2 separate regions of the Homo sapiens genome follow, and region 2 is linked to region 1. A link is a contact called in ENCODE Hi-C or POLR2A ChIA-PET data. All regions are on one chromosome and are shown on one strand. The core of a region is the stretch at or near the end of the contact, and the rest is flanking DNA. Distances in the headings are between cores, read along the strand shown.

The links. A loop is a pair of places that touch in the nucleus more often than their neighbours do. ChIA-PET counts read pairs that join two places held with the same protein, here RNA polymerase II (POLR2A).
Region 2: a map with no recorded cell type shows a loop between it and region 1 (4-fold over the local background). The contact joins the enhancer-like site here to the promoter of PAXIP1-DT in region 1. A Hi-C loop is called at or near these places in 1 of 37 single-sample maps with no recorded cell type. POLR2A ChIA-PET finds 5 or more read pairs at or near these places in 1 of 52 experiments (activated B cell).

The regions. Positions count from the first base shown.
Region 1 is chr7:155,000,394-155,004,682 of GRCh38, reverse strand. It overlaps PAXIP1-DT (PAXIP1 divergent transcript), which reads right to left and starts at 1,250. Exons shown (of 1, transcript NR_028090.1): 1 at 1-1,250. PAXIP1 (PAX interacting protein 1) reads left to right here and starts at 1,559. Exons shown (of 21, transcript NM_007349.4): 1 at 1,559-1,834. The coding sequence starts at 1,754. RefSeq lists an enhancer at 163-664 and silencers at 909-988, 1,009-1,698, 1,729-2,098, 2,269-2,418.
Region 2 is chr7:156,830,158-156,834,446 of GRCh38, reverse strand. LMBR1 (limb development membrane protein 1) reads left to right here. Exons shown (of 17, transcript NM_022458.4): 3 at 655-694. Among named protein-coding and RNA genes, the nearest start is that of LMBR1, 61 kb to the left of the region's middle. Within about 2 kb of position 1,751, at least 2 of the 41 ENCODE cell types and tissues checked have a DNase peak (open chromatin) inside an H3K27ac peak, as active enhancers do.

The DNA.
Region 1 (4,289 bases), core at 1-2,500:
GAACAAAGGCCAACTTAAAGCCTGGAAAGTGATCTAATCTGTTAAATTAGTGTACCGCAGAGTAATTTTGAAAGCCTTCTCGTTTTGTTTTGTTTTTTTTCAGAGACAGAGTCTCGCTCTGTCGCCCAGGCTGGAGTGCAGCGGCGCGATCTCGGCTCATTGCAACCTCCCCCACCCGAGTTCAAGCCATTCTCCTGCCTCAGCCTCCTGAGTAGCTGGGACTACAGGCGCGTGCCGCCACGCCCGGCTAATTTTTTGTATTTTAGTAGGGACGGGGTTTCACCGTGTCGCCCAGGCTGGTCTCGAACTCCTGAACTCAGGCAATCCGCCCACCTCGGCCTCCTAAAGGATAGGATTACAGGCGTGAGCCACCGCGCCCGGCCCCTTCTCTTTTTTAAAACCAATTTCACTAACATTTACTTAAAAATGATTTTCTGCTTGGCAGAAGTGACTTAAGGCATGTGGGGGAGACACTGCGGGTCTGTCTCAGATTCCTTTAGACACCAATGCTCCACAGTTTTACGACTAGGTAATAGTCCGATAATCACCCATGAGTTCCTGGACTCCGGTTTGTTGTGGGATTGGAAATAAACGAGAAAGGCTGCGTTCATCATCATGGCCTTAATTTCTTCTCCCAACTTCCGGTCGTGCAGGTGTCTTGGGCAGGTGATCCCGAGGCCACTCTGCCGTGTTCTGTGAATCTTGGCGGAAGGGAGGCGAGCTGTAAATAAAAGCGTGACCATTAGAATCGCCGCTGTGTAGTATTAACCTGTTGAGCGCGGGGCTTCCCGGGGCTGGAGCTGCACCGCGGGCTCTGCTGTCTGGGACTCTCCTCCAGCGCGGACCCGACAGGACGCCAGGGACCAGGCCGGTCCGGCCGGGACAGCGGGGCCTCGGGCAGCGACGGGGCCGGGCCTCCCCCCAGCACGTCCCCAGCTCGGGCACTGAGGCCTTGCGGAGACCCCAGGACTCGCCGCGGAGGCCACCAGTGCGCGTCTCGCGTGGCGCTACGGCCTCGGGAATTCCGTCACGGCATAGCCGGGTCCAGCGCGGTGTAGACCGGGGCCCCGCGCCTTGCTCGGCCAGAGCGGCTCAGGTACTACTCCAGGTCCGGCCGCACTCGCGGCCACTGCGAACAGCCGGGACACCCAATCCCACTCCGCCCAGGGCCAAGAAGCCCGAGGAGGCCGCAGAACCGCTCCCGCTCCCACTCGCGGCCCCAAGGCCCCACCCCCCCCTCCGCCGCGCGCATGCGCCGCCCCCGAGCAGCCGCATGTGGCGACGGGAGGGGCCTGCCAGCTCCCCTCCTCCCCGGGACCGGCTCACTCCGGCCCCGCCGAGGGGGGAGCTGGTTTCCCCTCGTCCTCGGGGCCCCCTCGTTGCAGAGCGGCGGCCACGGAACCGCAAGGGCCAGAGCGGGCTGCCGGCGCCAGCTACCCCGGAGCCGTGGCTGGCGGCAGAGGCGCGGGGCGTCACTGGAGGCCGGGCGGCTCCTCGGCGCTCCCCCTCGGTGGCCGGGGCGGGATGGTGCGTCCCGCAGGGCGCGCGCGGCTCCCGCGCTTCGGGCGCTCGGCGCGGGCGCGGGCGGGGGCGCGGAGGGCGGGGGAGCGGACCCCGATTCGCAGGACCGGGCCCGGGCTGCGCGGGCAGGGCCGTTGGCGGGGCGAGTGGGGGCGCCGGGCGCCGCGGGGGCCGGGGGCGGGGGGTGGGCGGGGCCGGGCGCCGCCGCGGAGCCTCCCGGGCCGCCGCGATCATGTCGGACCAGGCGCCCAAAGTTCCTGAGGAGATGTTCAGGGAGGTCAAGTATTACGCGGTGGGCGACATCGACCCGCAGGTACCGCGCCCGCCCCTGCCGCGGCCTCCTCCCCCGTCCGCGTCCCCGTCCGTCCCCGTCCCCGTCCCCGTCCCCGCTCCTGCCGCGGGCGCGCGCCGGGCGCAGAGCGTCGGGTCCGCCGAGGCCGCTGGCCTGACTGCGCTGAGGGCAGGGGCGACCGCGGGGTGGGCGCGGGAGGCCCGGGCCCGGGGGAGTGCGGGAGGGAAGGCGGCTGGGGCTCTGTACCTCGGCCCCTAGTGCGCGCCCTGAGCCCCCGGCCTGCGGCCCTGGGGTCGCCGCCCCCGACCCACCGGGCCGCCTCGTTCTCTGCTCCTTTGCTGAGCGGGACGGGCGCGGGGTCGCGTCTCCCCATTCCCCGCGCCGGGCGTCTCGGCTCCCGGGAGAGCAGCTCCGAGGGCGGACGAGGGGCGCCGGGATCCCCAGCCGGGGCAGCTCGCGCGGGGACCCCAGCCTCGCTCGGCCGGCGGGGGTCGTGGCCGTGCACCGGCTTGGCCGCCTCCGCCACCCGGGCAGCTGCCGTCCTGTGCGGGGCTGAGGAGCGCTCCCTTCCAGCCTGTGTCCCTGCACGTGGGGGCTGGCATTCGTCTTCCTTGATTTTCCCACTTGGACGATTAATTTTACGGTACCCTGGTAACACCATCACATTACACATTTAATTTTGTGTAGTTTGGGCTCACGCCAAAGGATATTGTGGGTTTTCCTTAGTATTCCTATAATAATATATCTGTTTGATGTCACACAGTTATCAGTCCGTGGTAGGAATGCATCTTAGTTGAATATCCTCTTCAGGTTAATCTTCAAAATATTTCCTTCTTAAAAGTTTAGCTGTACAGTTGTGTTGCCTTGGGTGTGACATCAGTGGCCCCCACCTTGGAGGATGGGGATCCCCAGTGATCAGAGTTAGGCCTGGAAGGGCGGAGACTCATATTTCGCAGATGAACTTGGATGGTGTAGAAGGAATTGTAGAAGGCTGAGTGATCTTGGCCTTCTTGAGGTTCGTCCTTGTAACAACTTTTTGGACCCTTTTTGCCCTGTAACTTTAGGGTAAAGAGACTTCAAGGCCGGGTTTACCCCTGTAATCCCAGCACTTTGGGAGGCCAAGGCGGGTGGATCACCTGAGGTCATGAGTTCGAGACCAGCCTGGCCAACATGGTGAAGCCTCATCTCTACTAAAAATACAAAAATTAGCCGGGCGTGGTGGCGGGCGCCTGTGGTCTCAGCTACTCGGGAGGCTGAGGCAGGAGAATTGCTGGAACCTGGGAGGTGGAAGTTGCAGTGAGCCGAGATCGCGCCACTGCACTCCAGCCTGGGCAACAACAGCTAGACTCCGTCTCAAAAAAAAAAAAAAAGCCTTCTATCTTTGAATTTACAGAGTAAAACAGTTGCTGAACACGGAGCGATGAAGATGAGTGCCTGTAACAGTGTTAGCTTTTTCCAGTATTGATGATTCCCCCGCCCCTCTTTTTTTTGTTTGTTTTTTTGTTTTTGTTTTTTGCTATCCACCATTTTTCTCTTCCCCCTCCTTCCTAGCCTTCGTGTTTCATTTTAGGACTTTGGCTCTTATAGGGGACTTGAACCAAATGTTACTTAAAACCTGGAACAAGTTGAACTGGAACCATATTTACTCGACTTTGAATCAAATCTAAGTGCTTAAAAATGTCCTTGGCAAACCACTTTCATCTGAAACAGTATATTTTCTGAAAAGTTTTGAGCCTGGACATCTGATTCTCTGACTCTTATGACTGTGGATTATAAGTTCACATGTTGACCATCTAATATGAGGCAGGCATGGACTAGGTGCCAGGTATAATACAGAGGTGAAGAGGACATGGTACCTGCCCTTTAGCGCCCCTCATTGGTGGGGGAGGGAGCACACCTGGACATATCACAGTACAAGGTGTAGCAGATTTCTCCACTGGGGTGCAAAGTAGACACCACTGAAATGTCACTCAGTAGATGTCATTTCAGTTGGGTTTTGAGATAAGCAGAAGTTAAGAACATGAAGGAATATTTTCATGTGGAGCGTATGTGCTGAGGAATGAAGGCATTCATGCGTTTGGGATACATCAGGATGATCACTATATCTGGAACAGAGTGATATGAGATAAATCTATTAAGATACTCAGTAGTGTGGAGATTGAAGAGAAGCTATTGGTTTTGGCATCCTCAAAGTTCGTGAAAACCGAGTAAAGTGTTTTTGGTAGAGTGTTGGTGGAAGGGGCTGGATTGCAGGGAGTTGAAGAGTGAATGGAAACTGAGAACAGAAAGGTTAGACTCTTCAGGAAGTTTGTCCTGAGAAGGAAATAGAGAAGGTGCCTGAGGAAGAGAGGGCTGGGGAGGGATCTGTGTTGCATCACAAGCGCGTGGAAGGATGTGGGTGACTTTACTGTTTACAGGTGGAGGGAACATAGCTATGGACAGGGAAACTCATGAAGAAGGGAGTAGGATCAGAAAC
Region 2 (4,289 bases), core at 502-3,001, 1.8 Mb before region 1:
AATTTTTTTGTAAAGATGGAGTCTCCCTATGTTGCTTAAGGTGGTCTTGAATTCCTGGGCTCAAGAGATCTGCCCACCTCAGCTTCCCAAAGTGTTGGGATTACAGGTGTGAGCCATTGCGCCCAGCCAATTTCTGTTTGTAACAATAATTATGAGTTACTGAGGCAGTAGTATCCAAGTTATTTAGGATGGTCCAGGAGACTCCTTGTTACTATTATTAATGACAAATTCATATTATAGAAAATTATGAGTTCTATGTTTCTGAATTTTAATTTTATAGTAACTTTTGTTGGCTGTTATCACCCAGAAAATTTTATTTATTAGCAGTTTCACTTAACATTGTATAATAATTTACTTTGTAGTGGTCCTAAGGTTGTACTAAGTTTTATTTTCTTGAGCAAATTTTAATTTACATATGGTAGTTTTATTAATCAGGATTTTGTTAATTGAAACATCCCATTCTCTATATACCATACTACTTGATTTAATGAGATTTAAATTTGGATCTATGCTGAAACAAATACAGTGCTTTTTGAAAATTGTTTCTGTTCAATAATTGCCTTTTAAGTTTATATTGTGTTTATAGTTTTAATAAATTAATGACGCATTTTGTTAGAAGATAAAGGAATATTAATACCTTAAACATTTTTGCAGATGAACAAGAAGATGAAGATGCCATCGTCAACAGGATTTCGTATGTATTTTAAAGTTCAGTTGTTCTGTTTCTGATTCTGAAGTCATCAATTCTCAAAATCCAATTCTAATTTTTGGATAGAAGTATGGAAAATATTCACCCAGCACATTACAATAGCTTTATCATATTAATTTTAGAAAGCACATGTAAGCAAATATGTGTGGATAATCCAATCTCCTATTGGAATTTGCATATTTAAGGAGCTGACAGATTTTATCCTCAGGGGATTAAATGAGGAAATGGCCTTAATTTAATTGCTTGGTCATAAGAAAGAAGACTCTTGGCTGTTTGAACAGTCTGCTGAGAAGACTATGATGCTCTTGAACCGAGCAGCGGACATCTCCTCTGGTTAGCTGAACCTGCCTGCTGTGAGCAGGAACATGGGCCCAGACCGTCCTGTAGGTTCCTTATGTACACCGGTGAGATATGATAGGGAGGTCCTGTAATTTTATTGAAGTATCAAACTGAATGGAAAGCAGCGAATTCCTTTCTGTTAGTTTTTGCTTGTTTAAATGTGAAATTGCACAGATGCACCTATGTAGGAAAGTTCTGTATTCCAGGATTTTTTTATTGATACATTAAAATTCTTTTGAAATTTCAAGTTTATAGAAAAGGTGGAAGTAGAACACAAAGTTTTTTTTACTCCAACTGTTTAGAAGTCGCTCATCTGATGCTTCATTTCCTCAGGATACTTTTATGTATAATTCCAATAAACAGTGCATTCTACCTATGTATCAAAATAGTGAAATTAGCATAGACAGCGGTACCACTCACACTCCATTCAAACTTACTAGTTATCCCAATAATGTCCTTTCTGTAGTGAAAGGATCCAGTTCAGAATCACACATTGCATTTGGGTGTCATGTCCTTTAGTCTCCTTCAGACTGAAACACTTCTTCATTATTTCCTTGACTTTCCTGACCTTGATAATTTTGAAGATTATTGAGTAGTTATTTGGTTTTGTCTGATCTTTCTTCATAATTAGTATCAGATTATGCATCCTTTGCTGAGGAGGATGAGGAAGTAAGAAAAGGGGAAGAGGAAGAGAAAGATTCTGTGTGCTTTCACATACTTGTACACACATACAAATAAATGCTTCTACATACAATGGAATAGTATTCAGCTGTAAAAGAAATGAAGTACTGATACATGCTGCATTGTGGATGGACCATAGTAAGTGAGCGAAGCCAGACACAAAAGGCCACATAGTGTGCAATTCCATCTATAAGAAATGTCCAGAATAGATAAAAGCAGATTGATGATTGCAAGGAGCTGAGGGAGAGGAGAATGGGGAGCAGCTGCTTCATGGGTTTGGCATTTTATTTTGGGGCAATGAACATGAAAGAAAGAGGTGATTGTGCAACATTGTGAATGAACTACACACCCCTGAATTGTTCACCTTAAAATGGTAAATTTTATGTAATGTGAATTTCACCTCAATAAAGAAATTAATAACTCCCAGCTAATAAATGACTTGACTCTGCCTGATTTGATTCATAACTGAAAAATGAATATAAATGGATTGTGATTTACTAGATTTGGTAATTTATTTTAAATGACATAGGGAAGCTAGATAAGAAACAAAAATAGCTGTAACTTTATGCTGGAAATTCTTACTCTCACTTTAAAACCTAGGCCCAAAACTTGATGTTTTAAATTTACAGAATTACGGGTTTTAGTTTTATTCTTAGCCCTGTGACATTTGTGAAAATTAAGTGAATCATTTTTTTCCTCTGTATAAATTAGAGCTCCTTTAAAAATTCACTTCACTCACCTCACAAAAGCTACAACGAATAAGAGACTGAATAAAAGGTAGATATTCTCTCCATGTGAAACCCTCTAGGTGTGAAGGGCAAGTGAGATACATACCTTTCTCCTCTCCATTCAGTCTGTGTGCCACCTGTGGTGGTAAATCGACTTCAGTGTACTCGTAGATCCGTAATTTATAAACAGAAAAGAACACATCACTTTGTCTTTTACCCCTAAAAGTACATTGAATGACAATAGGGTGATGTGCTGTTTCCTTATGGTAGATGCCCAGGAGCATCTTACCTGCTTTTGGGGCAGCTGGCACAGCACGTGCGAGGGGTTTGGGTTTTCCGAGTCACGGGTGGTTTCTGTATCCTGGGGATGCATACAGAAATCCTCTTCCTGAAGGTCAGTGGGTTCGTATAAAGTGGTGATACAGTTAAGGGAGGGGCATGGGGAAGAGGGTCACCTGAGGAGGAGTCTGACTAGTCTCCCTCATCTTTCTTCCCTGCCCTTATTGATCTCTTTGTCTTTTGCTGTGGTAGAATGAGTGAGAACTGATGAGTTAGGGTGATCTGGGTTCAAATTCTGGACCCATGATTAACTTGAGTCCAGAAGAGATGGAGAAACAAATATTCACTTTCTGTGTATGTAAAACAGAGTTCTCACCTACTTTGCAGTACTGTTGTGTGGATTAAATAGCATTTGCCAAAAAAAAAAAAAAAAAATCTAGGGTAGGGTGCTTGATACAATTAGGGGTGAAATTAATGTTTCCTCCACCGTAGCGCTTTTGACCTGTTTTGTCTGCTTAGAATTCTTTTCTGTCAGATATCCCACTGAATTAACTCTCACCTTATTTAGTTTTGTTTTGCTTTGTGTTTTTCCCTAAGTCTCAACTTTTCAGTGAGGCCTTCCCTAAGTGCCACACTTAATATTGAAACCTGTGTGTCCTCCTCCCCATTTCCAGTCTTCCTTACCGTGTTTTCCTGTAACACTTATCATCTTTAGTTTATTATACATTTACATATTTAATGTTTTATTGTTTATTGCCTGACTCTCTGCAGTCCAGGATAAGCCCTCCTTGGGCAAGAATGTTCGCTTGTGTTCGTTCACTGTTCTCAAGTGCCTAGCACAGTCCTGGCACGGGAGCAGGCACTCTGCAAATACCTGTATAGTGAGGGAGCCCCACCTGAAAGACCCACTGAGGTAGAATCTCCGAGATGGGCTTTAACAAAAGCTCCATAGGTGATCCTGACAGTGTTACCGCTTAAGAATCACTAGTTTAGAGTGACGTATTAGGAAGCCTAATTCATGCAGCAAATGTTTATTGATTAGCTGAGATGAAGACTTAAGATGGAATGCTGGTATGCCAACATTTCACAGATGAATGTAAAATGTCACTCAATTTGTTACTTTTCTGTTGCACAGAGAATCAGACCTTTTGATGATATTTGGGAGGGTGTGAGCAAAATGCTAAATATGAAACTTTCTTTGTCATCAACACTATATACATCTTACTGAATAATTTTGAATGATTTAAATTCAACTATGATAAAGTCTTGTTTCCATATGTACTTCTTGATTAGATATTATCAACCTGTTAAACTTTAAGATGTAAAGTGGCAGGTTTTGCTTATGATTAGTTTTTTTAATTTAAAAAAATTGAAATACTAACCCATGAAATATATTTTTATAGTAATCTGTATTTTGCAGTGGAGTTTTAAAAAGGTGAGGTCTTTCATTTTATTGATAACTACAAATAAATAAAAAGCATTTATTTTTTGTTTAAAAAAATTGAGTGTCACATTGAGTCTGAGATTGAAAAATGAGGAAGAGGGAGTATTGT